Regions from separate parts of the Homo sapiens genome. Here region 1 is linked to region 2. The links are chromatin loops, found by intact Hi-C in ENCODE. Cell type or tissue: PC-9. All regions are shown on one strand. Each heading gives the region's core, and the rest is flanking DNA. Links, peaks and the distances in the headings are about the cores only.

Evidence for each region. Hi-C counts contacts between places; a loop is a spot of excess contacts. Peaks named below come from ENCODE experiments on the same cell type or tissue, not always from the same donor. Only the 100,000 strongest peaks of a DNase experiment are listed, where the experiment ranks them.
Region 1: it touches region 2 in a loop (5-fold over the local background); 2 of 110 quality-filtered maps call a loop at or near these places.

The regions. Positions count from the first base shown.
Region 1 is chr6:37,567,696-37,584,495 of GRCh38, reverse strand. LOC124901313 (a long non-coding RNA gene) reads right to left here and starts at 9,791. Exons shown (of 2, transcript XR_007059568.1): 1 at 7,073-9,791; 2 at 3,934-4,166. RefSeq lists an enhancer at 1-283. In PC-9, for the core only: no CTCF peak of the experiment used is centred there; a DNase peak (open chromatin) is centred at 7,845; H3K27ac peaks cover 827 bases.
Region 2 is chr6:37,629,700-37,642,345 of GRCh38, reverse strand. MDGA1 (MAM domain containing glycosylphosphatidylinositol anchor 1) reads left to right here. Exons shown (of 17, transcript NM_153487.4): 15 at 3,679-3,809; 16 at 4,033-4,141; 17 at 4,887-11,667. The coding sequence ends at 4,978. Among named protein-coding and RNA genes, the nearest start is that of MDGA1, 62 kb to the left of the region's middle. RefSeq lists an enhancer at 10,693-10,742. In PC-9, for the core only: no CTCF peak of the experiment used is centred there; a DNase peak (open chromatin) is centred at 3,455; H3K27ac peaks cover 1,909 bases.

The DNA of each region.
Region 1 (16,800 bases), core at 6,671-9,170, 62 kb after region 2:
TTCCTTCTGCTGTGTGTCCACCTGCTTTATATGAGTTGATTATGAGTTTGATTCTTGGCACAAAGTTAGGATGATGGAAATGCATTCTGGGCTCTTCAGTCGGGTACTGTTAACCCGCATGTGGGTTCTGAGCACCAGAAATATGGTGAGGATGCTGAGGAGCTGAGCTTCCAGCTGTATTACTTTTTTTTTTTTTTTTTGGGACGGAGTTTCACTCTTGTCACCCAGGCTAGAGTGCAATGGCATAATCTCAGCTCACTGCAACCTCCACTTCCAGGTTTCAAGTGATTCTCCTGCCTCAGCCTCCCCAGTAGCTGGAATTACAGGCGTGCACCACCATGTTAGCTAATTTTTCTATTTTTAGTAGAGACAGGGTTTTACCACGTTGGCCAGTCTGGTCTCAAACTCCTGACCTCAGGTGATCCAATGGCCTCGGCCCCCCAAAGTGCTGGGATTACAGGCGTGAGCCACCGTGCCCGGCCCACCTGTATTACATTTTAATTAATACAAATGCAAATGTTAAGTAGCCACCAGGGCCTCATAGCTACTGTGTGGGCAGCAGAGTATGGACACACTGGGGTACAGTGTTGATGTTGGAGAGACAGACATTCAACCAATACCCATTGGTCTAGTGTCAGGTTGTGATAAATGCTATGGAGAAAAACTGAGTTAGAGGGATGTAGCCGGCTGCTGTTCTAGAAAGGGTGGTCAAGGAAGGGTCTTGTAAAAAGGTGACCTGTGCAGAGACTTGTGTGCAAGGAGAGGATGTCCCTGGGGTATTCGGGGAGGCCACAGTGCCTGAAGCATCGTGGGAAACAAAGTCCAAGTGGATCCAGGGGCCAAAGTCAGTCGGGCCTTGCAGTCATGGAAAGGAGTGTGGGTTTTGTGTTATGAAGTGAAGCCCTTGGTCATTGCCACAGCTGACAGGACCAGGAATTAGCTACCCTGGTAAACCCAGCTATCGACTGCACCCGAGCGGCTACACACCACTGGAGCAGTTCAGGGAGAAAGCCACCGGCATGCTCACCGTATGTCTCTGGCTCTGTTTCCTCTTTCTGCTTCCCCTTCCCCACCTCTGAGTCTCTGTGTTCTGCTCATGCCAATTCCCCTTCTGCCTGTCTCTGCCCGCTTCTCTCTGGGCTGGTCTCTCCGAGACTCTGTTCCCTTGGCTGGCATGCCCTCCACCTCCCCTGATGGTTCAGCAGAGATGAAGCCGGCCTGGCTCATGGGTGTGGGTAATGTACTAGTGCAGGAGAGTGGTGGGGCCCAGTCTGGGTGCAGGAGTGAGAGGCATTAAGGCCTTAAAGACCCCTCATTCATGCCCAGGAGAAAGGCTATCCCAGCTCTGGGAAAGGGTGGTGGAGAAGGCTGTGGGAGGGGAGTCCTGTTCTACAGGCAGAGCCAGGATTTGCCCGGGACCCCAGGAACAGGGTAAGCAATGCTCACCATTTCCCAAGGTAACCAGGATAGAACGACCCTTCCCAGCTCCTTCCCAGCTCTTTCTCAGCCTCCATCTCAAGGAGACGCAAGGGGCTGGGGCGAAGGGTGTACAAGAGTTTCTGTCTACCCAGTGGGTCTCTGAAGAGCAAAATGGAGGGGTGGCGTGTATTAGTTTCCTTGTTGCAGCTTTCACAAATTACTACAACCCTTGTGGCTTAAAGCAACACACATTTATTTTCTTATAGTTCTAGGAGTCAAGAGTCCAAAATGAATCTTATAAGGGCTGAGAGGAGTGGCTCACCCCTGTAATTCCAGCACTTTGGGAAGCTGAGGTGGATGGATTGCTTGAACCCAGGAGTTTGAGACCAGCCTGGGCAACATGGTGAAAACCCATCTCTACATAAAATACAAAAAATTAGCCGGGTGTGGTAGTGCATGCCTGTGGTCCCAGCTACTTAGGAGGCAGAGGTTGCTGTAAGCTGAGATCATGCCACAGCACTCTGGCCTGGGAAACAGAGTGATATCCTAGCTCATAAATAAATAAATAAATAAATCTTCTGGGGCTAAAATCAAGGTGTTGGCAGGACTGCATTCCTTTCAGAGGCTCCGGCCCAGGGCGGGGGAGGGGCTTCATTGTTGGCCTCTTCCAGTTTCTAGACGCTGCCAGCATTTTTTGATTTGGCGGCGACATCACTCCAGTCTCTGTGTCTACCACCATATCTCTGACTCTCCTGCCTCTTCCATTTATGGGGACCCTTGTGATGACACTGGGCCCACCCCAGTAACCCAGGATAATCTCTCCTTCTCAAGATCCTTAATTTAATCATACCTACAAAGTTCCTTTTCTATAAGGAATAAGGAATAAGATAGCATACACAGGCTGCAGGGATTAGGACGTGGACTTCTTGATGGTGGCCGTATTCCACCTATCACAGGGGCTCCACACAGGGTAGACTGCTGCAGCCCCGTGAGGACAGAACTCTGTCTTTTCTCACTGCTGTTCCTGCCTTCTAGAGCTTGGGCAAAGTCACAGGATTGCACGGGCTCTGGAGCCACCTGCATTCATTCCTGGCTCTGCCTCTTCCTAGTGGTGATCCTTGGCAAGTCACTTAACCCATCTGTGCCTCAGTTTCTTTCTGTGTAAAATGGGGATAATAACAGTACTACCCTCAAAGGTTTTTTGTAAGGATTCGATGAGTTAATCCATCTAAGGTGCAGAGAAGCATGTCTGGCACGTCCATAAGGGCTCCGGATGGAATGTGCAGTGCCCAGCACATGGCGAGCATGTCACCTACCATCATTCTGATTGCAGTTCCTTCTCTAACGCTTCCCATGGGCCCAGCCCTGGGATAGGCCTGTGGCAACTACCGAAGAAGGCAGGGCATTTCTTGTGCTCAAGGAATTCAGACTTGCATCAGGAATACAAAGGCTCAGCCGGGCATGGTGGCTCATGCCTATAATCACAGCACTTTGGGAGGCCGAGATGGTTCTATCAATGGAGGCCAGGAGTTTGAGACTAGCCTGGCCAATATGGTGAAACCCCCATGTTTACTAAAAATACAAAAATTAGCCGGGCATGGTGGGACACGCCTGTAATCCCAGCTACTCTAGAGGCTGAGGTGAGAGAATCACTTAAACCTGGGAGGCAGAGGTTGCAGTGAGCTGAGATCACGCCACTGCACTCCAGCCTGGGCGACAGATGGAGAAACTCCATCAATAAAATAAAATAAAATAAAATAAAATAAAATAAAATAAAATAAAATAAAATAAAATAAAATAAAATAAAGGCTTATAGAAACATAAAACTTTACTTTTTCTGGAAGGACTTCTAAAAATTATTTCACAAATGTTTGTGCTCTTACGTTTTCTTCATGATGTATCTGTGATCATCACTGGTGCAATCTGCCAAGTCTCTCCAGCTCGCCGCCTTCTGGGCAGGTGGCAGAGTTGCACTCGTTGCCTCCATGTGGGTGGGCCAGGTTCTAGGACTGGTCCTGGCCAATGAGTTGTGAGCACCATGAAAGTGTCACTTTCAGGCCGTGGCATTTAATTCCTGGTGAGAGCGAGACCTTCCAGCGTTCTCTCTTGCCCTCTGTCACAGCGTCTCTGTCAGCCAGTGCTCTGAGTGACTGCCATGAGCACAGCCTCCTGCTGACCCACGACGAACATGGAGAGTAAGAATTAAATTGAGTTGTCTTACGGCCCTGAAATTTAGGAGTTGCTTGTCACCTCAGCATAACCTAGCCTCTCCTGACCGATTCAGCAACTAAACTTGTTTACAGAGGGAAAAATCCAATCAACACCATCACACTATTATTGATGACTCACCATTCAATCACCATCTCTGTACCAATCTATAACTTAAATAGCTGGGATCCATGAAGAACATCCACTTTTGTGCCTACTTTTCCATTCAACGTTTTTTCCCTGCGTGTTTCTATCAGTTAGAACTTGATTTGGTTATTAATGGCAGAAAATCCAAATTAACAATGATTAAACACCCAGGGTTACTTTAATCCCTCAAGTAAAAAGTTCAGAAGTAGGCAGTCCAGGGCTGACACGGTGACCTGGTGATAATGAATCAGCTTCCTTCTTTCACGTGACTCTGCCATGCACAGCAGATGCCTTCCTCCAAATGGCCCAAGGTGGCTGCTGAAACTCAAATGATCACAACTGCATTCCGGCCAGCGGGAAGGAAGAAAGCTCCAGGAGGGGCATGCTCCTCTCTGTAATGACATGTGTCACAGATGACTGTTCTGTTTATATCCCTTTGGCCAGAACTTGGTCACAAGGCCACACCTAGTTGCAAGGGATATTGGGAAATGGAATATCTCTTCTGGGCAGCCATGTACCCTGCTAAAGTTTTTTCTAAGGGTGGAAGAGAGATGGATCCAGGGAGGCAACCGGCAGCTGCTGCCACAGTGTGAGCTGTTATTCCTTCACGTATAAATTCCATGGCTTAATGACCAGTTTGGACCTTTCTAGTTTTTTTCACATTCCAGATAATCATATTAGTGCAAATTGCTTTTCTCCATTTGTGTTATTTCTTTGAGATTTATTTCCAAATGTGTGATAACCTGCCAAGCCGAAGGGCATGAGTTGTTCTCTCCGGCAGTAGCTGCTGCTGTTACATTTTGCTATAGCCCAAACAATAGAGCTGTGGAGAATTTAGGAGCCAATGTTCCCGTTTCCTCCCAGCTGGGCCAACATTGCCTCGTACTATTTTCATCTCTTTTAATTAATTTAACATGTGTGTTGTTTAAGGATGTTTTCGTTTTCATGTTATTCACTGGCAGTCAGCTGAGATTTGGGCCCAGGACTGGTTTCCCAACTACATTTTCTCACATATTAACTTTTTTTTTTTTCCAACTGGAAGGAAATCTTTAATGCCCATTTTAGAGCTGAGAAAACTGAGGCCCTAAGGATGACGTCACATGCAGTTATGACAGAGGCAGTACTGCACCCTAGCTTGGACTCCTAGCCCAGTGCTCCTACAAACAGCGTGTTTAAAGGATAAAGGAGGTATATGATGGAGGCTGAAATGCAGTAAGAAAGCACTGGATGGGAAATTGTGGGCCTCCCTAGGTGAGGTTTGTTTTGACTAATTAACCCCCATGGCTTTGTGCAAGCTGCTTCCTTTCCCTGGGCCTCACTTTCCCCAGATGCAGAGTAGGAAGGGTGGAGCAGACCCTCTCCAAGACCCTTCCAGCTCTTGATGGAAAGTACAATAATCAGTGCTAGGACAACTGAGGAGGATGGGGTAGGAAGGTGGGGAAGACAGGGGAGATCCACGGGGCCTAGGGAAGGTGGCAGAGGTCAGGGATGGGGGGTCTGGAGAGGGGCAGGCTGGAGCCAGGGTCTTGTCTTCCTGCCTGTGTTTGCACTGTGCTACCACTGTGTCTGTCTTGAGTTCGGGCTGAGGGTAAACATGCACAGTCTATTTTGGGTGTGCTGGTGAGGACTGAGTATTAGGATGAGGCAGGGTCACTCTTACCTCACCCCAGGGAGGTAGGATGCGGCCGGAGGTGCTTCTCCTGTGGTGACAGGGACAGTGGAGTAATCTGGAGCCCAGGAGGGGAGGCCTCCTCAGGCCTGCTACTAGAAGGCCTGGCCCCCGCCCATTCTCAATTCTCGCAGGAGAGAGTGTTCCCCTGACGCTCCTATGGTCTCTTCTCAACACAGCAGCTACAGAGATTTTTTTTTTTTTTTTTTTTGAGACGGTGTCTCGCTCTGTTGCCTAGGCTGGAGTGCAGTGGTGAGATCTCAGCTCACTGCAAGCTCCACCTCCCGGGTTCATGCCATTCTCCTGCCTCAGCCTCCCGAGTAGCTGGGACTACAGGTGCCCGCGACCATGCCCGGCTAACTTTTTGTATTTTTTTTAGTAGAGACGGGGTTTCACTGTGTTAGCCAGGATGGTCTCTATCTCCTGATCTCATGATCTGCCCGCCTCGGCCTCCCAAAGTGCTGGGATTCCAGGCATGAAGCACCACGCCCGGCCAGAGATTTTTTAAAAACATAAGCGAGGTCATGTCATGTCCCTCCTCTGCTCGGCAGGGCTGCTCATTTCACTCGGAGTAAAGGTGCAAGCCCTCACCATGGACTACCAGCTGCCTACAATCTGGCCCCTCGTGATCTCCCTGACTTTCCGTCCTGCCACTCTCCCCCGGTTCACTCCACTCCCGCTGCCCCTGCCTCCCTGATGGCTCCTCGAATCCCGGGCACTCTCCTACCCCAGGGCCTTTGCTCCGGCTGCTGCCTCTGCCTGGAGCGCTCTTCCCCCAGGCGTCTGCAGAGCTGACTCCCTCACCTCCTTCAGGTCTGTGCTCCACTGTCACCCCTATGGCACTATTTAAAGCTGTCACGCTCCCCCCACCAGCACTTCCCACCCTCCATCCCTGCTGTATTGTCAATAGCACGCATGCCCTTTAATATACTATAGAATTTGATTATTTCCTTTGTCCTATCAGCTTTTCTCTGCTAAAATGTGAGCTCCATGAGGCAGAGATATTTGTCTCTTGTTTCCTGATGCACAGTAAGTGCGCAGGGCATATTCATGGAATGAATGAATGAATGTAGTCCAGCCCCTCGTTTCACACAGTGGAGGCAGTGTCCTTGAGCTAACAGAAAAAGTTAGCAGCAGGATCCAGGAGCAGACCAAACACCTCCAGACACGCAGTCCAGTGCTCCTTAAGCCCCTCCAGGTTTGATAAAGCTGAGTGCGGCAGATGGCGTTCGGGCCCCACTGAGATCTCCTCCAATCACTTTTTTTTTTTTTAGACGGAGTCTCACTCTTGTTGCCCAGGCTGGAGTGCAATGGCGCAATCTTGGCTCACTGCAACCTCCGCCTCCCGGGTTCAAGCAATTCTCCTGTCTCAGCCTTCCGAGTAGCTGGGATTACAAGCACAAGCAGTCACGCCCAGCTAATTTTTTGTATTTTAGTAGAAACGGGGTTTCACCGTGTTGCCCAGGCTGGTCTCGAATGCCTGAGCTCAGACAATCCACCTGCCTTGGCCTCCCAAAGTGCTGGGATTACAGGCGTGAGCCACTGTGCCCGGCCTCCAATCCCTTTAAGTGGTTTGTGTGCTCACCCCCAGCTTCAGGGGGCTTTGTAGCTGACATGTGGCATTGTTACCTTTTCCAGCAGTTTCCCTTGGGCTATTGGAGCCAGCTGCCTCGCCTGTAAGGAGAGCTGGAAATGTCTGAGAATTGGCATTCCTTCCCCTCCAATCACTTCCAGGCAACCTGTAGGCAGGAACCAGTAGGAGAGTAAAAAGATCAGCAACGGTAGCTTGAAGCAGGACCAATCCCGAGGTGTGATTTACCTTCCAGCCATCCCTGTGGAGTCAGGCTGAGGTTGGGACCTCACCTGCAATCTCCCCTTGCTTGGCTTCTTCCTCTTTCTTATCCTGCTTTACCCGCTGTCTTGCCAGATTCTCAAGGGGGCATTCCAGTAATATATCATATGTGAATATAAATGATATATATGGCAGGGTCAGCTTCTGGAAGAACCCAACTGGAGATATGGGCTTCTGTGCTCATCTGGGATAGACTTTTGGACCAGTGAGGCATAGGAGAAACACCCAAGCTTTAGAGACACATCTGAGCTCAGCCCCTGCCCTGCTGCAAGACCTCGGGAAAAATCCTCAGCTCTCTCTGAGCCCAATTTCTCCTCCTGGAGAAATGGTATGAATTATATCTTTCTATGAAATTGCCGCAGGGATTAAATGAGACGAAAGATGAGAAGCAACCTGCGCAACAGCCAGCACACAGCAGTGATACGAGAAACGTTAGTTTCATCTCAGTCTCCAGCCTGCGGGCCGTTTGTGACCCCTCTCACCTATCTGGATACAGTTTGGGCCTCAAGATCCCTCCTGAGCAGCTGAGCAGACACCGCATAGCTTTGAGTGTGATGAGTCAGAAATGTGTCATTTAAGCTTCAGGGAGTGCTGAGGACATAAAGGAGGGGCATTCTGAGGCCATCAGGACATCTCCCAGAGGGCAATAGGATGAGGCTTAGGATGAATAAGACTGGGAGGAAGGGTGGAAGCAAAACACACACACACACACACACACACACACACTTGAACATGCACACACATGCACACACACATACATGTCCATAAATGTGCACACACACGAACACACATGCGCACATGTACACACACGCACAGGCACACACATGAATGTACACACACGCACACACACGAATACACATGCACACACATACAGGCACCCACACACGAACGCCCCATGGTTCCTGCACCTTACCTACCAGTAGCTGAATGGCACTGCCCAGTGAGGAAACATTGAAAATCACTTCCAGGTTGGGAAAGCGGCTCCTCAGTGGGGCGGGCAGCCTTCATGTGCCTGGTGGAGCCCAGGTGGGGCTGGAAGTTGTCAGGGAAGGAACACAGCCCTTGTTCAGCCCCTTCTCCAGCCTCAGCCTGGCCCAGCCCCAGCCTGGCCCAGCCCTGCTCCCCGCTTTTCTGATCCCCACACATGCTCCTCCTTTGCAGAGCTGAGACCCAGAAAACAGACAAAGAAGAAGGAGTGTGGTCACTATCCCCAACAGGCCCAAGTCTAGGCCACCTTCCTTCTCCTACATCCCACCCATGTGTGGAATATTCCTTCCCATTCTCACCCTCTGAGGCCCTGAGTGACACAATGGCCCCCACAGGGACAGGGCTAAGCCCCAGGAGCCCTGGAAGCTGTGCTCTGGTCATTCCATCCCTACCCCTTCTCTGTCCTTGTATCTGCAGCCCTGTCCCCAAAACCTCACTCCTGCACCAAATTTGTGTCCAGCCTTTCTTATAAGCCCAGCCACTCCCCAGAAGCAAGGGGCAAGTTTATCTTCATTTCTTTTGAACTCTAAGTACAATAGATCCTATTCTAGAGCTAAAATTGTATTACTCATCAGATCCAACCCTCCCAGAATGTTTTGTAAATATGACAACAGAAGCACAGAGGGGGAAAGTCGCTTTTTCAGGTCCCATGGTGAGTTAGTGGCAGAGCCTGAACAAAGTCCTGACTGCTATTCTATTTTATTCTGTCACCACAAGCACATCTGTTATTAGATAGGCCAGAGACACCCATCCTGCCTGTGGCAAGGCCTTGACACAGCCTTTCCAGATGTCCCTTCTCCTGAACGGAAGCAAGGCAGGTGAGAGTGTGGGCCCTGGGGAGCTGTCCTCTGTCTGGCTAACGGTGCTTTTCAGTGGCTGGTGGAAAACTGAGGGAAGAAAAGAGATTATTATAAAGTGCCTGTCATATGTTGGCACTGTGCACCTACCAAGATATTAAAATGGAGGTTTCAAAGTCATCGACATACAATAGAGGTGAAATTTCAAAGTCAGATCTTATACACAGAATTTACCAGGGAAATGTTCAAGAACGAGGTGCATAACTCAGAGCACCCTCAGCCAAGCCAAAGAAATATAAAGAGGGTGGATAGTGGAAAAGAGGACTGGTGAAAAGATTACTCTAGAGAGAGCCCTTGCTATGCCGTGGATCCCATCTCACACCCACCAACATGCCTGTAATAAAAAAGACACATCGTAACAAGCGTTGATGAGGAAGCGGAAGAATTGGAACCCTCATATGCGGCAGAAGAAAACTATCTGGCAGTTCCTCAGAAAGTTAGTTACCCAGGAACTCTACTTCTGGGTAAATACCCAAGAGAAATGAAAACATGTGTCCACACAAAAACTTGTACATGAGTGTTCACAGCAGCATGAAGTCACAGTATTCTAAAAGTGGAAACAACCCAAAAGTCCATCACTATAACAAAATACGATCTATTCGTACGATGGATCATTCAGCCACAAAAAGGAATGATTACTGATACATGCTACAACATGGATGAACCTTGAAAACACCATGCATCGAGAATTAAACATTAAGTGAAAGAAGCCAGTAACAGGCCAGGCACCGTGGCTCAGGCCTATAATCCCAGCACTTTGGGGGGCCAAGGTGGGCGGATCACCTAAGGTCAGGAGTCAAGACCAGCCTGGCCAATATGGTGAAGCCCCATCTCTACAAAATAAATTTTTTTTTTAATTAGCTGAGCGTGGTGGTGCACACCTGTAATCCCAGCTACTGGGGAGGCTGAGGCAGGAGAATCGCTTGAACCCAGGAGGCAGAGGTTGCAGTGAGCCGAGATTGAGGCATTGCACTCCAGCCTGGGTGACAGAGTGAGACTCCCTCTCAAAAAAAAAAAGAAGCCAGTCACAAACGTCAACACATTGTTTGATTCTGTTTCTTTTTTCTCTTTCCTTTTTTTTTTTTTTTTTTTTTTTTGAGACAAAGTTTCGCTCTTGTTGTCCAGGCTGGAATGCAATGGCGTGATCTCGGCTCACCGCAACCTCCGCCTCCTGGGTTCAAGCGATTCTCCTGCCTCAGCCTCCTGAGTAGCTGGGATTACAGGCAGGCGCCACCATACCTAGCAAATTTTGTATTTTTAGTAGAGACGGAGTTTCTCCATGTTGGTCATGCTGGTCTCGAACTCCTGAACTCAGGTGATCTGCCCGCCCGCCTCGGCCTCCCAAAGTGCTGGGATTACAGGCGTGAGCCACCAATTCTGTTTTTATGAAAAGTCCAGAGAAGGCAAATCTCTAAAGACAGAAAGTAGCTGAATGAATTGCCTAGGGCCAGGGAGTGGTGGGGGATGGGGGGATGGGGAGGGACTGCTAATGTGTATAGAGTTTCTTTTTGGGGTGATGAAAATGTTCTAAAACTGATTGTAGTAATGGTCGCATGACTCTTCGAATACACTAAAACAACACTGAATTGCGCATTTTAAAATGGCAGATTTTATGGTGTGTGAATTATATCTCAATAAAGCTGGGGTTTTTTTTGTTTTTTGTTTGTTTGTTTGTTTTTTTAAGTGACTGCAGAATCATCACTTATGCGGGAGAGAGTAGAAAAGTCTTCGGCCTGCTGATGTTTTCAGTTAGGTCAAGGAAAGATAATCCCCACTGAATAAATTTAAAAGAGACTGTGGGACACATTTTTTTTTCAAAATTGCACCGTGGTTCATCACATCCCTTAGATACACAATGTCTTATTTAAGGGTGGTTGTCCAACTAGTGACTGAGAGCTGGCAGGTTCTGGTTTTGAAAAGACTTGACAGGCTGTAGCATAAAAAGATGAAAAAGATTGGGAAAAAAATAATCTTGTGTTCAATATCTGCATACATTCGGAAACAGAGCCAGGCATGGTGGCAGGCACCTGCACACCCAGCTACTTGGGGGCTGAGGCGGGTAGATCGCTGGAGCCCAGGGGTTTGAGGATGCAGTAAGCTATGATTATGCTGCTGCACCCCAGCCTGGGTGACAGAGCAAGACCCTGACACAAAAACAAACAAAAAATGGAAAAACAGAAACAGAAAGGGGTGAGGATATAAGGTGCAACACAATTTTGTGTGAAAAAGACCTGATTTGAACTGATCATAAATTCGATGTTGCTAACCATTTGATATGATAGGCATAAAAGCTTGCTCAATGTTAGATTATATTAAAAGAAATAAAACTGCTGGACCAAAGTAGGTGATAGTCCCTATGTGGTAAGAACCCAGCTCACACGTTGTGTTTTGTTCTGGGCATCATATAAGAAGTACCTGGCAGGCCGGGCGTGGTGGCTCATGCCTGTAATCCTAGCACTTTCGGAGGCCGAGGCAGGCAGATTGCTTTAGCCCAGGAGTTCAAGACCAGCCTGGGCAACATGGGGAAACCCTGTCTCTACAAAAAATACAAAAATTAGCTGGGTGTGGTGGCCCAGGCCTGTAGTCCCAGCTACTTGGGAGGCTGAGGTGGGAGGATCACCTGAACCCAGGAGGTCGAGGCTGCAGTAAGTTGAGATCATGCCACTGCACTCCTGCCTAGGCCACAGAGTGAGACCCTGTCTCAAAATAAAGAAAGAAAGAAAAGAAAAGAAACAGAAGAGAATCATTCCCAGAAGGCTCCCTGTCTCCAGCAGTGTTCCCCCCTGCATCTCATTGGCTGGAACTGGGTCACATGCCCACCCTTGAACCAATCACTAGTAAAGGTAGACGGGAGTACCTTGGTTGATTTAAGCCAATAGTTTCATCTCCTGAGGCCAGAGTATTGGTCCTCTTCATAGAGCATGCTAAGGCAGAAGGAGGGATGGCGCTAGATTGGTAACTAGGTAGGTAATCAGCTATATCAGCCAAAAGTTTTGTTCCTTTCTTCCAGGAAGTTCCGGGCATCTCACAGGGACCGAGGGATGTCCTGCAGCTGTGCTCAGGGCACTAGAACCAGCGGAGACCCTGGGTGGGCAACAGCTCCCCTGGCCCACCAGCCTCTCTGCACCCCATGATCTCCTCTCTCAGGCCAAGCATTGCTTCTCTCCACTCTGCCTACTCATGGCCTCTCCTCCCCAAAGCTTCAGCGTCTCCAGCCCTTCTCAGCCTGTGTCAGGGCAAAGCCTGCCACCATCAGCAACTTTCCTCTGGAATCCTTCATTCAAACTCTCAAAAGAGGAAACCCAATTGCCTAGTCTATGTGCTCAGGTCACAGGTCTGAACTGGCTGTCTTGGGGTCAGGGGCCACCCTTCCTCTGGCAGCTGAGGCTGGGAGGTGCGACGGTGAGCACAGATGGTGCAAGGGCAGCAGGGGCTGGATGGAGGTGGGAGGACGTTTTTATGAGGGCCAATGCAAGGTCAGAGGAGGGCAAATGAAGCCAGGCAATGTGATGGGACAGAATTGACCCAGATGTGAATATCAACATGATGAAAGCAGGGTGCTATGGTCTGAATGTCTGTATGCCCCCCTAAATTCATACGTCGAGAGCTAATCGCCAGTGTGATAGTATTAGAAGGGGGGGGGTCTTTGGGAGATGATTAGCTCATGAGGGCAGAGCGCTTATAAATGGGATTAGTACCCTTATAAAAGAGACCCCAGAGAGCTAGCTAGCCCCTTCTTCCAGTTGGGGACATAGCTAGAAGGTGCCATCTATGAGGAAGAGGGCCCTCACCAGACATCAAATTTGCTGGCGCCTTAATCTTGAACTTCCCAGCATCCAAGACTGTGAGAAATAAATTTCTGTTGCTTATTGAGCTACCCAGTTTATGGGATTTTTATTATAGCAGCCTTACAGACTAAGCCACAGGATGTGTTCACGCATTTGACAGATGATAATTCAGTGCAAGATTGAGGCGAAACCTCTCCTGAGTGGCATCTTGTGGTGCCCCATGGGCTGGCACTGAAGACAAGAGACCCTTCTATCCTTCTTCCCCGCTCTTCTCGGACAGGCTCAGGAACCACGACTAGTACAAAGTACATTCTGGGTGGGGATGTGGTGGATGCTCTTGGGGCTCGCCCACACCCCCTTACCAGGCCCCAAAATCGGCATCTGCTGCTAACAGCTCACAGCAGCCCCCTTTTCTAGAGAACTGCTCTCAGCCACCTTGCCCTGATTCTGGAGAGGCTCCGCTCCTCCCCGACCCCGGCTCCTGGCAGCCGGTGACTGCCTGATGCGGGGAATAAGAAGCCGCCCTCTTGCCTCCAGGGGCCGACTCTGTGATGCTGTCCATGGTCCAGAGCCTCCCGCCGGCTCAGGCCTCGTCCTCGCTCAGCTTGCCCCCGGCCTATCCTGACCCCTTCACTCTTACACAATAAGAGGCACACTGAGAGACAATAAGTCACTTGCAAAGAATTCCCGTGGCAGGCTCTGCTCGAAGGGAGAAGTTAGACAAGGTGACAGCTAAGTCTTGTCCACGCTGAGATCCAGGAGCCTGGGATTCTCTTCCATATCACAGGAGCTCTCCAGGGGCGAGCACAGGGAGTGCAGGAACCCATCTCCTCCATCTTCCTGGTTCGTCAGTCACTCCGTAGACATTCTTAGAGTACTCACAATGTGCTGGGCTCAGTAAAGGGTTAAGAGGCACAAGACACGGCCTCTGATTTCAGAGGCTTAAAGATGTTTAGTGAGGCAGGTGGAGCCTATAAAAAGGGAAGCAGGCGGCATACGCCAAGGCCCGGAGCTGGCCCCAGCAGACGGGAGGAAACGCAGCAGTCAGGAAGGGCTCCCAAGAGAGCTGCGAGGTGAGTGCACGGGACCTCAGAGAGGATTAAAACTTTGATAAAGGAGGAATGATCTAGGGCTCAGCTGGCCCAATGCATAGGCCGTCTGGTCAAAGAGGAACTCTCTGTAGAGAAGCGAGGAGATAAGGTGGAGGCGGCAGGTTGCTGCCTGGGGGTACCAGAAGGGACAAGAGTGGAGGATGAGATCAAGGTTCGGAGCCAGAGTGATTGGGAGAAGGAAGCTCAGAATGGGGAGCCCCTGGGTCTTGCCCATTTGTCATCTCCACCTCCTTCCCCAGAAAGCTTTGCACAGTACTGGGCACATAGTAGGTGTTTTGTGTTTGCTGAACAGGACTCCTACCCATAGGGGTCCCCTCCTCCTCTGTCTCTTCCCTGGATCCAGGCTCCTCTGAGCAGGAGCAGGGGCTGTGGAATGGGAATGGGGATAGTGGGTGGAGCCTTCTAGGTCAGCATGACCTGGTCCTCAGAGGATCCGGAAAAGAGAAGGCCCTCCCTGTCCAACCCAGCAGGGATTTAATTAGAAGAGCTAATTAGTGGACCGGGAGTGGGAGATGGAGGCACTGGCGCCTGTGTGCGTGCAGGAGCGTGCGAGCTGAGGATAATTTCAGGCTCACTTTCCGCAGGGAATGAAGCTGTGGGGAGGGGGCTGCTGTGAGTAGGAAAACAGCCAGGGCCCGCATGCTGGCCTGGCTCTGCCCCTCCATCAGCGCCAGCAGACTGGGGCTCCAGGGGCACACCCATGCTAACATCCATGCTCACATGCTCACCCTTATAGTCACACACTCATGCACATGCACACATTGACATGTACCCAATTCATACACTTCCACTCTCACACCTTTACACATAGTCACACACTCACACAGACATCCGCATACAACCACATCACCCAGTTATGTGCTCACATACACACTCAGTCACAGACACATTCACACACTCCTATGCCTGCATTCACACACATGCTCACAATGACTCACACACATTCATGCACTTACACACTCATACACAGGGTCAGTGGTGAACTCACACACTTGCCTACATGCTCACACATATACTCATGCACTCACATACATTCACACACACACTGACATACACACGCATGTGTGGGGGCAGCAGTTTTGAACTCCAGGGCTCCACACCCACGCCGATCCCTCTTAACTGTGCTAGAATGCTCATCTCAGGTCTACCCCAGGGCCATGAACAGAACCCTGCACCATACAAACCCCAGCCCTCTGCTCTCACCCTCAGCCCCTCCACAATGTCCTCTCCCACCCTGTGGCTTTTTTCAAAGGAAAAGAAACTTCTCAAAGTGGATGCCACAGTCTCCCTTGCTTCTGTGGCCAGCACATCCTGGCAGAGGGAAGTTCTTCCTGCCAGCTACCGTCAGGCCAGTCCAGTTCTCCAGGACAGAGAATGTTCTCACCTGACAGCCCGTGCCCTAGAATAGCCCCATAGCCACACTCTGGGGCCTTAGATCTAGATGACTCTGAGTGACCTTGGGCAAGTTACCAAACCTCTCTGAGCCTCAGTCTTCTCGTCTGTAAAATGAGCATAACAACATTATGTGAGGTTGTGTAAGGAATATGTGAAGTTATATGTGTAACCTGTTTAGCACAGAGCCCAGTGTGCATATGTGCTCAGTAAGTTCAACACTTATCATCCTGGGGGCCAAACCCAACACTCGCAGCTCCCACTCCCCAGCCAGGGCTCAGTTTTGCCCTCTGGGCCTGGCTCCCTCTTCCCTGCCTTCCTCATCTCAGAATAAGAAGACAGGTTATTAGTACAAATTTGATCAAAATGACACATGGATTAGCATGTACGCTGCAAAGTCTAATTCTGTTTACTGTTCTAGGGGAGCATGCAATTATGACAGGAGCTGGGACAGAGTGTTTTTAATAACATTTCTTGTTAAGATTTAATTACAGGAAATTGTATTTTCTTAATCACTGAAAACTCAACTGGCTAGGAAAAGAATCGTGATAATTTTGTTTGCAGTTTATTAAATCCTTAGGATATTCTTTCTCTTACATTTGCTTTTATTATATGCTGCTGCTAAGTGCTTTTTAACCCTTGGAGCTGTGAAGAGGGAGGCCTGCCAGCCCCTGCCTCTCCTGTCCCAGGCCTTCCACTCCTGGCAAACTCGGATGCCAATAACCCCAGAAACCAAGGCAACTTAGGAAGCAGAGTTGTTTGGTTTCCTGTCCAGTAGGAAGAACAGGTGTGTTCTCCTCCTTGTCTGAAGTTAGTGGGCTGAGAAACCATCCCCAGAATACCTGGCCCTCACATCAGCCTCCCCTGGAAACACAGCCCTGAGGTGTCCCCTTGCCCAGAACCTTTGAGGAAAGTTGCAAAAGTGACAGCATCTTTCATAGGCCCATTCAGGAGTCTGGAGCTAAGGGCAGTGCCCTGAGGATAAGGTGGCACTGCTGGAGCTATCTGACCCCTGCCGGGTCTCTTTTGGACAGGGCAGAACTGTGAGTGAAGTTTCCGCCCTGTATCTGGCCTCATACAAGGCCTCCTTCCTGCTGGCTGTTGTGCTAATAATTGGGATACAGAAATGGACACGACAGAGCCATGCCCAGTGTGTCCCCAGGCCCTTCTGCTTTTGTGCGAGCATGAGCAGGGCATGGGGAGAGAAGGGGGCCGTGGAGAGAGGTTTCCACTCAGGAAACGGGATGTGGGGAAACCAGAGGCACAAAGGAGCCACGGTCTACCAGTTCCTCCAGGAAACCGTGCTCAGGGGAAACTATACAATATCAGCAACAACATGAGGAGTGATGCTTAGAAAAGCAACACGAGA
Region 2 (12,646 bases), core at 2,504-5,003:
ACAAAAATTAGCCAGGCTCACGTGATGGCAGGTGCCTGTAAGGAGGCTGAGGTAGGGAGAATTGCTTGAACCCAGGAGGTGGAGGTTGCCGTGAGCCGAGATCACGCCACTGCACTCCCAGCCTGAGTGACAGAGTAAGACTCCGTCTCAAAAAAAAAAAAAAAAAGAAAGAAACCAGTACATATATATATATATATACATATATATAATCTATTTCCTCCCATTTTACACATACCATCCTATACTTGCTTTTTCCCTCTGAATTGTACATCATCTTGGTGATTATTCCTTGTCAGTCCACAGAAAGCATCTTCACTGTTTTCCTCAGCCGTAATGGTAGACGGAGTGACTTTAAGCAAATGTAGATATAAAGGCTCATCGTGGAGAAGTTTCCACAGCTAGGGTGATGGGTCAAGCTGAACTGATGAACAAGAATGGAGTGGGATAGAAGATTCTGCATCCACTGGGGCTCCCAAACCATTTGCACAGATCATTTTGCCCGTGGCTGGGTCTGGACTTCATAAGAAGCTTCTTCTGGGGTAGGTGAGAGTGGATGACCAGGACTCCACCACCCTGCCGAGTCCTCTCATTTCCATTTGGCTTCCCCAGGTAGGACAACCAGTTCATTTGGGTTTACTCCCATCTTTCCTAATTTTAGCACTGGCTATGTTTTATGTGGTGAATAAAGCTAGCCCTTAAAACTCAGTATTTCTCTAATACTGATGCTTATGACAAAGTTCAAAAAAGAAAAAAAGAGTGAGTTAGTTTAAAGAAAGATATTAGCACATGTGTTACATAACTTGGTCAAGATAGCGAAAGGGGAGATTTTGGAGGCATTAGCCTGGGGGTGCTCAGCCCATTTGCCCATAGCCATAGGGACCTGGAATTCTGGGGTAACTGAGGGGTGCTAGAGGAGAAGGAGGTGATCAGAACTTGGCTAAGAGTGCCCAGACAACACCAATGCCCCCTCCCTGTCCCTTCCAGCTCACCTCCAGCCCGCAGTGATATGAGATACCTGGCTCTGAGGGAAGGGGAATCAATCTTAGATGGTGCCCGTTGGCTGGCATTTCCATGGCACTTCCCATAGACAAAGGTGTACCATCTGTGACACCAGATAGACAGACCCCCTGGTGGGAGAGAGCCACCAAATGTTACCTGCCTGGGATGAAATGAGTTGGCTTGGACCAAGGAGAGCCAGCAAGACACAAGGTCTGGGGACAGCTGGTGCCCAGAGCTGCCAGGCAGAGTGGGAGGGGAGGAGGGAAGAGGAACTAGGATAGCAAGAAACACCCTGTCCCCCATGGCAAAGCCAGGCAGAGGAGCACATTGAAGTTTCCCGGCATGTGGAGGCACCTTCGCCAGCAGGGGGTGGGACCTTGAGAGGCTGTGCCAGCACCCAGTAGAACAGGAGGTACTCACCCTGGCTTTCACAGGGCCCAAGCCCCAGTGTCTTCCAGGATCCTCACCAGCCCCAAAGGAACGGCTCTCTCTTCTCCCTCCTGGAGATATGCCCCCTGTCCCCATTCCCCTGGGATCTAGCCTCAATTCCCATACCATTTCTTCCTCCTCCACTGCCCTGCCCCAAGGACACTGATGGGGAAGGCTGCTTTTTCACCGTCCCCTCCCCTCAGCACCCCATCAGCTCCAATGTCCCCCCTGCTCAGGGGCTTCCTGACATCCCTTTACAGAGGACATCCAGGACCCCCAACCTTCCTTTTGAAAAGGGCCTGTTCAGGCTCAGTGGCTCACGCCTGTAATCCCAGTGCTTTTGGAGGCCAGGAGTTCTAGACCAGCCTGGGCAACATAGCGAGACCCCATCTCTACTAAAAAACTTTTAAAATTAGCCAGGTGTGGTGGTGCGTGCCTACGGTCCTAGCTACTTGGGAGGCTGAGGTGGGAGGATTATTGAGCCCAGAAGTTTGAGGTTGCAGTGAGCCATGATTGTACCACCAAGACCCTGTCCCCGCACCGCCCCCTCCGAAAAAAGAATGAGCTTTGCTCACTACACTCCTCCGTATCTGTCTTGCCACATCTAAAGCCAAGCAGAACTGTATGCTAGTGCCTGGATAGACTCCAGCTTTCCAGCCTCTGGGCTTTTGCTCAGCCTATTCCCTCTGCTTAACATGCCCTCTTACCACATTCCCCTGGCCAAATCCTTCCCACTCCTCAAGGGCTGTCAAAAACACCACCTCCTCCAGAAGTCTTCCTAGGTTTGAGCTGGGAGCCCTCTATCCTTCCGGTGAACTCTGAGTCCTTAACGTACAGCTCCCCAGGCCCAGACCACTCTCTGCTCTGCGGTATGGCAGTCCCTGGGATTCACATCTTCCCTTCCCTATTTGACTCCTTGCAGGAAGGTCTGTGTCAAACTCCTATCAGTTCCAATAATTAAATTCTGAATGAAGAATTTTCCGTAACTCTTATCAAGGACTTTCATAGAATCTCAGAGTTGGAAGGACCTCAGGGTTCATGAAGACCAAATCCTATCATTCATTTATTCATCCATCTATTCATTCACTTAACTAATTGAGCACCATTATATGCCAGGCACTGTTCTAGGACACTAGAACAAGACAAAGGCCCCTGTCCTTGAAGAGCTTACAGTCTACTGGTGCCAAGCCTTATAAAGAAAATAATGCAGAAAAAAGAACAGAGAGCTATTTTACATGGGGTGGTCAGGGACTTCCTTGAGGGAGGGAAGAATGTTCCAGGCAGGGGCAACATCACAAGCAAAGGCCCTAAGGCAGGAACTGGCCCTCAAGTGTTGAAAGAAAAGCAAGGATACCAGTTTGCTAGACCCGAGTGGCAGCAAATGAGATCAGAGAAGCTGACAGCGCCCAGATCAGGTGTGGAAGGCCAGGAGAAGGACAGCGATGGGAAGCCTCAAAGGAGACTGAGCAGAGGGGGTAACATGATTGGAGACAGGGGTCCCCTCCGCAGCAGCCCTGCTGGATAGTCCTGTCCAGGGACAGGATGCTCCCCCAAGACAGCCCACTCTTTTGCTGGGCAAATCCGATACATCCAGGGTCTTCCTTAGATGCAGTTCAAATCTGCCTCCTGCAAGCTTTCACTTGCTGGTGTTTATTCCACCCCATGGGGAATGCAGAGCACGGACAGTCACACAGACTGTCCTCTCTGGCCTTCTGGACCCAACATACTCCTCTTGCCAACTGGGTATTACTGGACCTTACTGGGCCTTACTGGACCCAACATACTCCTCTTGCCAACTGGGTATTAAACATTTTAAAAGCCCTTCATCTCCCTCCACAAGTCATGTACTGCCAACAGGGACACACTGTTTTCTTTGGAAACCCTGCTGCGTGCCCAGACAGAGGTCCCACTGCCCTGGGACAGCTCCCTTGCCTAGAGGGGAAGGGTAGGGTGTGTGTGCATGTGTGTGTTTGGGGTTGGGGAGATTAGCTGATTAGCAGGGCAGGAAAGAAATGAAAGAAAATTTGCAAGTCATCCTGATGAAATGAAATCCTGCTGAAGTCTTCTCTTTCCCACACTGAGGGTGTCCCTGCAGGAATGGGACATTGCACCCAGCTGGGCATGGGGAGGAGGTCCTGTCAACAGGGACAGGGCTGCAGGCTATGGTGGGAGAAGAGGGCTTGGTAAATGTGGAAAGGTGAGGGTGCCCTGGCCAGATCTCACTGCCCACTGTCTTCACACCCACCGCAGGCTCCCTCAACCTCCTGGTGCGGTCCCGGAACAAAGGGGCTCTGGACACGCACGCCTGGTCTCTCAGTGGCAATAAGGGCAATGTGTGGCAGCAGGCCCATGTGCCCATCAGCCCCAGTGGGCCCTTCCAGGTGAGTCCGTAGGGCCCAGAGGACCCTCCCCGGCTTCGGTGGTTGCTGTGGCCAGGAAACACTTAGGAAAACCTTGTCCTTCTTCCTGGGGGCTAAGGATGGAAAGAGTCAGGTTAGGGGGAACTTCCAGGTAGATTAAGGGGAAAGGTGGGGTCGAGGGAGCACTCTGGTACCCAGCAGAACCTCCTCAACCCTTGCTCCTTGCTTTCTGACCCCACCCCAGATTATTTTTGAGGGGGTTCGAGGCCCGGGCTACCTGGGGGATATTGCCATAGATGACGTCACACTGAAGAAGGGGGAGTGTCCCCGGAAGCAGACGGATCCCAATAAAGGTGCAAGACGGGAAGGAGGTGGGGGAGCTGAATCTGGAGGGAGCTGTGCGTGGCGGGGGTTCCTGTCTGTTGAGGGAGGGTGTTTGGGTCTGAATAGGGGTTCAGAATGTCTGAGTGATGGGAATCATGTGGCTCTGACTGTGTGAAGGTGTGCCCCACACTCACTCAGGCTGTGTACTTGTGTAAACAATGAGAAGCCTGGCCCCCACCCTCGTGATGAGCATACTGACCTGTTCACGGTATCAGAGCGCCTCCTGTGCCTGTGTCTGAATACATCTGTGCGTACCTCTGGCTCCAGAGGTGAACGTGTGCCTTCCAGGGCCAGAGGTTTCCAATACTAACAGCTCCTACTTACTGAGCAATTACTCTGTACCAGGCAAGGCACACAAACTTGTATATGCATGTTTCACTTACCTCACAACAGTTAATCCTCACAACAGTCCTTTGGGGTAGTACACACCATTGGACCCATTTTACAGATGAGGAAACTGAGGCCCACTGAGGTCAAGTAAATTGTTCCAAGTCTTAGTGAATGTGAACCCTGGCAGGCTGAGCTAACCCCCACCCCACCCCACGCCACCTCATGTCTGTGCGGTGAGTTTGTCTGTGTGCACTGAGGCCAGTGCCCACCCTCAGGCCCTCCAAAGAGGTGGGCAGAGTAACAGTGCCGACCTGCCTGCCACTTCCTGCCCCTGCCAGAGCTGACCAGAGCCCTGGCCTGTCTCCTCTTTCTCCCCTGTTGCAGTGGTGGTGATGCCGGGCAGTGGAGCCCCCTGCCAGTCCAGCCCACAGCTGTGGGGGCCCATGGCCATCTTCCTCTTGGCGTTGCAGAGATGATGAGAGCTGTGTGGCCACCCCCCCAACCTTGCCCCCGGCACACCAAAGTGTCCACATTGTACCAAAGACTGACCCCCGCCAGCTGGGGTGCCCAGGGGCAGGGCCGGCCCGCCAGGGAGGGGGCCTGCATTGGCTGCAAGGATGAGCAGAGAACAAGGACAGAGGCCAGGCACTGAGGCCCTGGAGACAGCTGTTCCACTTGCACACACGCACACACTCATGCTCACACACACAGAGATATATTAAAGCACAAGTTTCTATCTGACCTGCCAGCACCTTCTTTACTGCAAAGACAGGGGACTTGCCTGAATGGCATCCGCCAACCCAGGGACCTCGGCGCAACATAGGCCTTGTCCTTGCTGCACTCGTGGTGTGCTTCTGACTTTACCCTGTCCCCTAAGTCAAGGCCGAACTCCAGCCTGGTGGCTTTGCCAGAAGGGAGCCAGAAGTGGGGCAGACATGGAGCCCCTCCCTTGGTCAGACTCTGGGACTCCTGAGATGGGAGAGGCAGGGATCAGAGGACGAACAGGTGGGACTTTGCGAGCTCTGTGACTGTCCCACGTCCAGGAGACAAGGAAGGTAGGGCACCTGCTGCACACGATTCTGTCCAGAGTGAGCACTGGATGGTGGAGACCATAGGTCACCCCAGATTCCTTGACCTATTTCTGGGACACCATATTTCCCTCCTCAGTGTGCACCCTTTGAAGGGACCCAGCACAGGGTCTTGGGCCTGGGCAGTCTGAAGACTGATAACTTCCCCACTCCACCCTACAAGCAGTGGGACTCCTGAGAACACGGTTCTCTCCTAGCCTCAGCCCCCAGCTGGGTCTCAGAGGAGCTGGGGGAGCGGTGGCCAGCCCATTTTCTGGGGTGAGGCTTGACTTGGAGAAAGGCAGAAGAGACGTCCCGCTTCTGTGATTTGGTGCCCCCATATCAGACAATGAATTTGGAAGTGGAGAGGGGCCTTCATTTCTTATCTACTTGGCATGAAAGGGTGCCCTGGATAGGAGGGTGTGTACAGGGCAAAATGCCAAAAAGCACTGTCTAGTTGAAAGTTCCCTTCTCCACCCAGGGGCAGTGAAGGAGGAGGGGCTTATAGAGCTGGGATTGGTGGAGGGAGCAGGTGCCAGTCCCCTCACTCTCTGGGAGCTGTGAAAGGGATCCCTGTCCTTGGGTCCTGGGTTAGGCACCTGAGATTGACATGATGGGATCTAGATCTTTCCTCCTTGACATCACCTGAGCCCCCACCTAGCCATCCATGGGAGAGAGAAGGCCCAGCCCCTTCTAGAATGACTCTTTAGGCATGCGTGCATATGTGTGTATGTGTTTGTGCCCGTCTGTGTCTAGGTACCACCGTGGGTACATTGTTGGGCAGGAGTGTGTGCAAACACAGGTCTGTGTGTGCAATCTCACATATCTGCCTGTGAGACTGGATTGAGACCCATTCGTTTCTATGAATGTCCGTGTACGTCAGCGTGTGTGTCCACCTTCCTGAGTGATGTGTTCGCTTGTAGGGTGCTGGCTGAATAGACTCTGTCCAGCCCTGTTCTGTAGTCTCAAGCTGCCTGCGATGGCCTGAAATTCCACCTTTCATCCCCTATGGATGACGGAGAGCTTACAGATGACCCTATTGAATGCAAGCACCTTTGGTGAGGAGCATCACAGGGCTCCTTCTGGAGCATTTGGTGGGGACAGCTGCAGAGAAGAGGCCTGGAACTCGGGCAGCACTGCAGTGCCAGGAGGCAGGCGGGGAACCGAGGCAAAGGCTGCCCATCTCCCCCTGCCAGGCCTGTGTGATCATTATCACCAACAGCTGGTGGGTGGCCGGGCCAGGATGCAGCGGGGCCTTCTGATGCCCAATCAGCACGGCTGCCTTCCTGACCCAGTCAAGGCCTCTGTCTGAAATGAGTCGCTCCAGGTTCTCAGCATACACTTCCATCGCGTCTGTCGGGTATTGTTCCTTAACTGTCCCATCTGTGCAGAGTCCATTGCCCCAACTAGACTGTGAGCTCCTCCTCTGAGCCTTCCAAGTCCCCCCTCCACCTTCGCCACCTCCCGCTCGTGCCCAGCACAAGTGAGCCTGGTGTGGAAACCACTCCATTGCCCGGTGGAATGGATTCTGTAATCAGTGGTTCCTGGCCTTGCCTGCAGAATAGAACCACCAGAGTCCTTTAAAAAGTATTGCTGCTTGGTTCCCACCTCAGAGGTTCTGAGTTAATTGGACTGGAGCGCAGTCGGACATCAAGAAATGTTGAAAAGCTCCTTGGGTTCTCCTGACAGCAGGAACCACTGGCCTGGCACCACCTGGGTGCTTCCTCTGTGCCCTCGCTGGGGTAGGCATTGGAGCACCAGAGATGAATAGCCCCAAGTGCTCCCTCTTTGGGGTTCCCAAGGCACCCTGTGCCTGCTTCCCTCAGAGGACCTTCCAATCCATTTGCCCCGCAACCCTGGCTGCTCCGACAGGGGAGACTTGTCTCCCTTGTTCCCCTCAGGATCCATAGAGTGGACAGTAAAGGTGCTCAGTACATGTTGGCTGAGCTGAACTGCATACATGTGGCCCCCAGGTTCCTGGTCTTTATGGACGAAGGGCACAAGGTGGAGGGGGGATGGGGGGATGCTGCTGGAGGTCTCAGTGGGTGCAGACAGCCCTGCCTTGAGGATGGCTTGACCTGGGATTGACAAAATGTGTCTGCTGAAATGCTGAGGTCCCCACGTGTGAATGGGTGAGGCTGATGTGGATGTCTGTGTGTGCCAGCAGGTGGGTGGGGGATGTGGGTGTCAGTGTATGCCAGTGGGCACTGTAAATGTCTAGGCATGTGCTGGTCTCTGTGTGTTTGTGTGTTCCTCAGCAGGAATGAGTGTCTTTGTGTATCACCTGGTGACTTGTCAGTGTCTGTGTCTGTGTGTGCCTGTGAGCCAGCATCTCTGTATCAGTGTTGCTCATGCTGTGTCTTTGTGCGCCATGGTGTGTCAGTGTCTGTGTGTTGATGGGTGGCCCATGAGTGACCCCCGCCAGGGGAGACCAGGCTGGCTGGATCCAGCACATCTCCCCAGTGGCAGCCTCGCCCTCTGGGTCAGGGTGACTGAGGCATTTTGTGGCCTTAAAACGGGGTGTTCAGGGTCAGCCCTCAGGGTGCTGGGGCCCTTCCATCCCTTGTCCCCTTCAGGTTGGTGAAAAGGACTCCGGGGGCCAGGTGCTGTATAGCAGCTTATGGAAGTCTCAGCTGGGCTATCCTGCCCTTGGGAGCACAGACAGGCTCCTAGGGTGCTGAGTGAAGCCTGAAGACCAAGCCCCCTCCTCCTGGAATGCTCCTTCCACCCCTACCTCTCAGAGATGGGCCTGACACCTCTTTCTCATTCATTCTCCTTTTCCCTGTGCTCTGGGAAAGCCCCTGGCTCAGGCTGTCAGAGTGAGGATGGACCTCAAAAGTTTGATCCCCTCGTGCAGATGAAGAAGCTGAAGCCCAGAGTGGGGAAGGGGAGTGGCCCAAGGTCACACAGCTAGTTTGAGTAGAGCCAGTCTTGGGAGAGCCAAGTACTACAGCCCTGGGGGTGTCACACCGCTTGTCACTGCCCCTGAGGTCTCCTGCCAAACAACTGCAGGGAGTTTGGCTAACAGTCCTGTGTCCAGGGTGCCGGTGGGGATGTTATAGATGTTGCTGGGATCCTGCCCTCGGCTCCAAATTCTGGCCTCTCATCCCAGGCTGCAGACCCTTCTGCCCCATGACAGGCCTGGGTGCCACACAGAGGTGGCCACCCTCCCACCACAGTGTCTGCAGCTGCTGCCCTTCTCCCAGGCCCCCAGACAGAAGAGACCCTGTTTCCCCTCCTCTCCCCTGTGACTTCACAAGAGCTTGGGCTAGGAGTGAAGGTCAGCATGTTCTCATGTGCTCATCCTCTTGGTTTCCCCAAAGACCGGGAGGGTCACGGATGGGGCGTGCAGAATCCTTGTGTTTTTTCTCGCTGGGCAGCTTGAGGGGCTGGGGAGTATTCCCAGGGTCTTTGCTCTGGAGAGTCCCTGCAGAGCCACTGGCTGAGGTTGGGTTCAGGGTTCAGCGGAGTCCTCCATGCTTCCAAAGGCCGGGAAGCACCCGCCTCTCTATCGAGTCAGTGCTGTGCGTGTGTGTCTGAGAATGTGTGTGATGTGTGGAGTGTGCGTGTGTTTGTGTGTGTGTGTGTGTGTGTTGGGGCAGAAGGACCACTCTTTCCTGGGGATCCCTTGACCCTTATAACTAGAAGGGACCTTAGGGAGCATCTAAGCTGGTGCCCCCATTGTACAGGCGAGGTCCAGAGGGATGGCATCTGCCCACCCCACCCCTTGCCCTCTTGTTGCCTGCACTCATTTCCCAGGGACCCTCCTAGGATAGGACTGCCCTCCTTCCTGGCCCCCTCCCGCCATCCTCCCAGCCACCCACATAATCACCATCTCAGCCCAACTCTGGTGGCCCTCTAGGTCTCCATGCATTCTTCCTGCCCTAGAGTAGCCAGCTCACCAAGGCCTTTATCCCCAGCCCAGGAGAAGGGTCAGGGAGGGAAGGGGCTGCACCAGCCCTGAGACCTCAAAGACTTGGGAGAAAAGCCAAAACTCCTCATGCCCAGGCCCACATGTCTGACCACCCCAGCCCACCCCGCCACCAAGGTAAAAGCACAACAGGAGACCCCCTTATTAATGGGTGAAATGATTGGGGTTGTTTTTTTAGTCACACAGCCCCATCCTCACCCCTTTGCCTTGCTGTCTGTCTCCACCCCAGCCTCTGTTCCCCATTTGCCTCTCTTTCACCTCCAAGCCCCCAAATGTAACCTCTAGTTGCGGACGCGGTTGTTCTATCAATAAAGCTGCAGTGTTCTAGCGCTCAGCGTCAGCCGTGTGTGTTGGCAGGGCAGAGTGGGCCAGGGTCGGGGCCGGGGCACTGGAGGGCTCCTCTCAGCTCCCTGGGGGCAGCCTTTCTTCTCTTTGGCACCTGTCGACAGGGATCCTGCTCTGTGGCCTGGACAGTGAGGACCTGCATCCTGGTCTGCTCCCAGTGAACTTGTGTGCATTTGTTCATTCAGCAAATACCAACCAAACACTGCCTTTGTGGAAGCCCCTGTTTAATGGGAGAGATGGACAGTAAGCTAATAATGACACCAAGACATATATAATGATGTGTACAGTGAGGGCTGGGAAGGGAAATTGGTGCTATGAAAGAAGGTATGAAGAGGGTTCTTATTTGGGTTGGGGCTTCGGGGAAGACTTCTCTAAGAGACATTTAGGAGAGACAGAATGATTGGAGTTAGCCTGTTGGGATTGGGAGAGGCTTCTGAGCAGAGGGAACAGAATATGCAAAGGCCAACAGGGCCCAAAAACTTAGAAGGCTCAAGGAAGGGGAGTAAGGGCAAAGGAGGAGGACTAAAGTTGGTATGGTGGTTGAAATGCCATTTTCCCTTCTCGGCACCCAACCCTACCATCCCTCCTACACGCTTGGAGTCCCTTCCCTCTTAATCTCTATTCTGGCCCTACAGACCCCACCCTGCACCCTACTTGGGGCTGCCTCCCTTATTCACCACCAGCTAGCTGCATCCTTGCCCTAAGATCAAGTTATGCCAACCTTTCCCTTTACCCCAGACCTCTCAGAATTCTAGAATTTCAGAGCTAGGAGGTCCTTAAAGGTCACTTATTTCAAACATCTACTCATATATTGTAGGTGAGATGGGCTTGCCAAGGTCATGGGGATAGGCAGTGATGAGCATTTGCAAAGTGACCCCAAATCAAGGGTGTGGATGTCATGATATGGACTACATCATATCAGGCAAATGACAGGAAGTGTCTTTCAGGTTACTTGGTTACAATGATTCAGGTAGGTCGATTGGGCAGTTTCACTTCCATGTTCCAGATGGGGAAACTGAAGCTCAGATTACAAGACCAAGGGCTCCCTCTCCCTACCACCTAAGTTTTATTGGCTCTCATGTTGGGTAACTTCTTGCTGGCACACCTGGCCTTTCTTTTCTAATGGAAGAGGAAGGGTCTAAGGGACTCACCACTGCTGTAGGTTGGCTCCCTGAGCACAGGAAGAGAAATCCGCTCAAGCTCACTCAAGTACAGGTGCATTATTGTGAGGACAAACACAGTGAGGGGGATGGGCACTCAGAAATCCAAACAGGAGTTGCAACAGGGATGGTTTTCCTGAACCAGATGGGCATTTTGGATTCAAGGTAGCTCTAGGATCATCATCTACAGAAGTTTCTGGTGCTTCTGTATTCTTCTGGTGCTTCTGTATTCTACCTGTGGTAGAATAAAGATGGCTGCAAATCCCATGTTATCCTTCCTGTAGAGAGGCAGAGTCTAATTCCCTTCCTCTTGAATCTGGGTTGCTCTTAGTGCCTTGTTTGTGCAATAGAATGTGACATGCTGAGTTGAAGATGCCTTGGAGCTTCAGCTCAGGCCTCTTGGAACGTTCTCTCTGGAAGCCCTGAACTGCCACCTAGGATGTCCTCTGAGTTGCTCTGAGACCGTCATGCTGGAGGGGCTCTGGCTGACCATCCCAGCTGAGTCCAGCCTTCCAGCCATCTCCACCAAAGCACCAGAAGATATGGGAGTGCAGCTGCCTCAGACCTTCCAGACCAGCCTAACTGCCACCTGAATTGCTCGGCCAAGCTCTGTCCAAATTCCTGACCCATCGTCATGGGATATAATAAAATAGTTGTTTTAAGCCCCTGCGGTTGGGAGTAGTTTTTGACAACAGCAATAGATGACCACCCTGGCATGACTCAGTCACTCCCCAGCATCTGCTGCTTTTTGTCCATGCAGTTCCTCTCCTGAGTCATGGTGTCTGCTTCCTCATAACTTCAGCTTTCCAGGCATCATGACCTCTCCAGCTCAACTCTCCTTCATGGCCTTCCGGTAGCAGCTGCCAGCATTCACTGACTCAGCCGCTCAGGATAATGGGCTGATTGGACAGGCCCCCATTTCAGGTCTAGCCACACATACATCATTGGGCAACCTGTGGGTTGGCTGCCCTTGAGTCAGATGCCACCCTGATCCAACCAGCTGGGCTGGAGGAAGGGGTCATGGACATGAAACAAGGCTACCTGGGGGCTGCCATTTCTAGGCAGTTTGTGGGTGGACCCACTTAGGAGGGGCAGGAGGCTGGCAGGCACCGAAAACACACCTCCTTGCATCTTCCCTCTTTCTCCCCTCCTCTAGTGACCATTCATTCCCAGGGGCACAGTAATGCAGTGTATGTACCATGAAAGTCCTCCAAGTGGCCCTGTCCAAGGGCAGGTCCCATTGCAAACTGTACAGGTAGGTCAGGTAACTTACAGCAACCGAGTCCTCTGTTATCAGGACTTTGACATATATATTGTTAAAGAACATAGCCAATTTACTTAGCTTATTTTTATTTATTTTTTAAGACAAGGTCTCACTCTGTCACCCAGGCTGGATTGCAATGACACAATCTTGGCTCACTGAAACCCCCACCTCCCAGGTTCAAGTGATTCTCATGCCTCAGCCTCCCAAGTAGCTGGGATTATAGTCATGTGCCACCATACCCAGCTAATTTCTGTATTTTTAGTAGAGGTGGGTCTTCACCATGTTGGCCAGGCTGGTCTCAAACTCCTGGCCTCAAGTGATCCACCCGCCTCAGCCTCCCAAAGTGTTGCAATTACAGGCGTGGGCCACCGCACCCA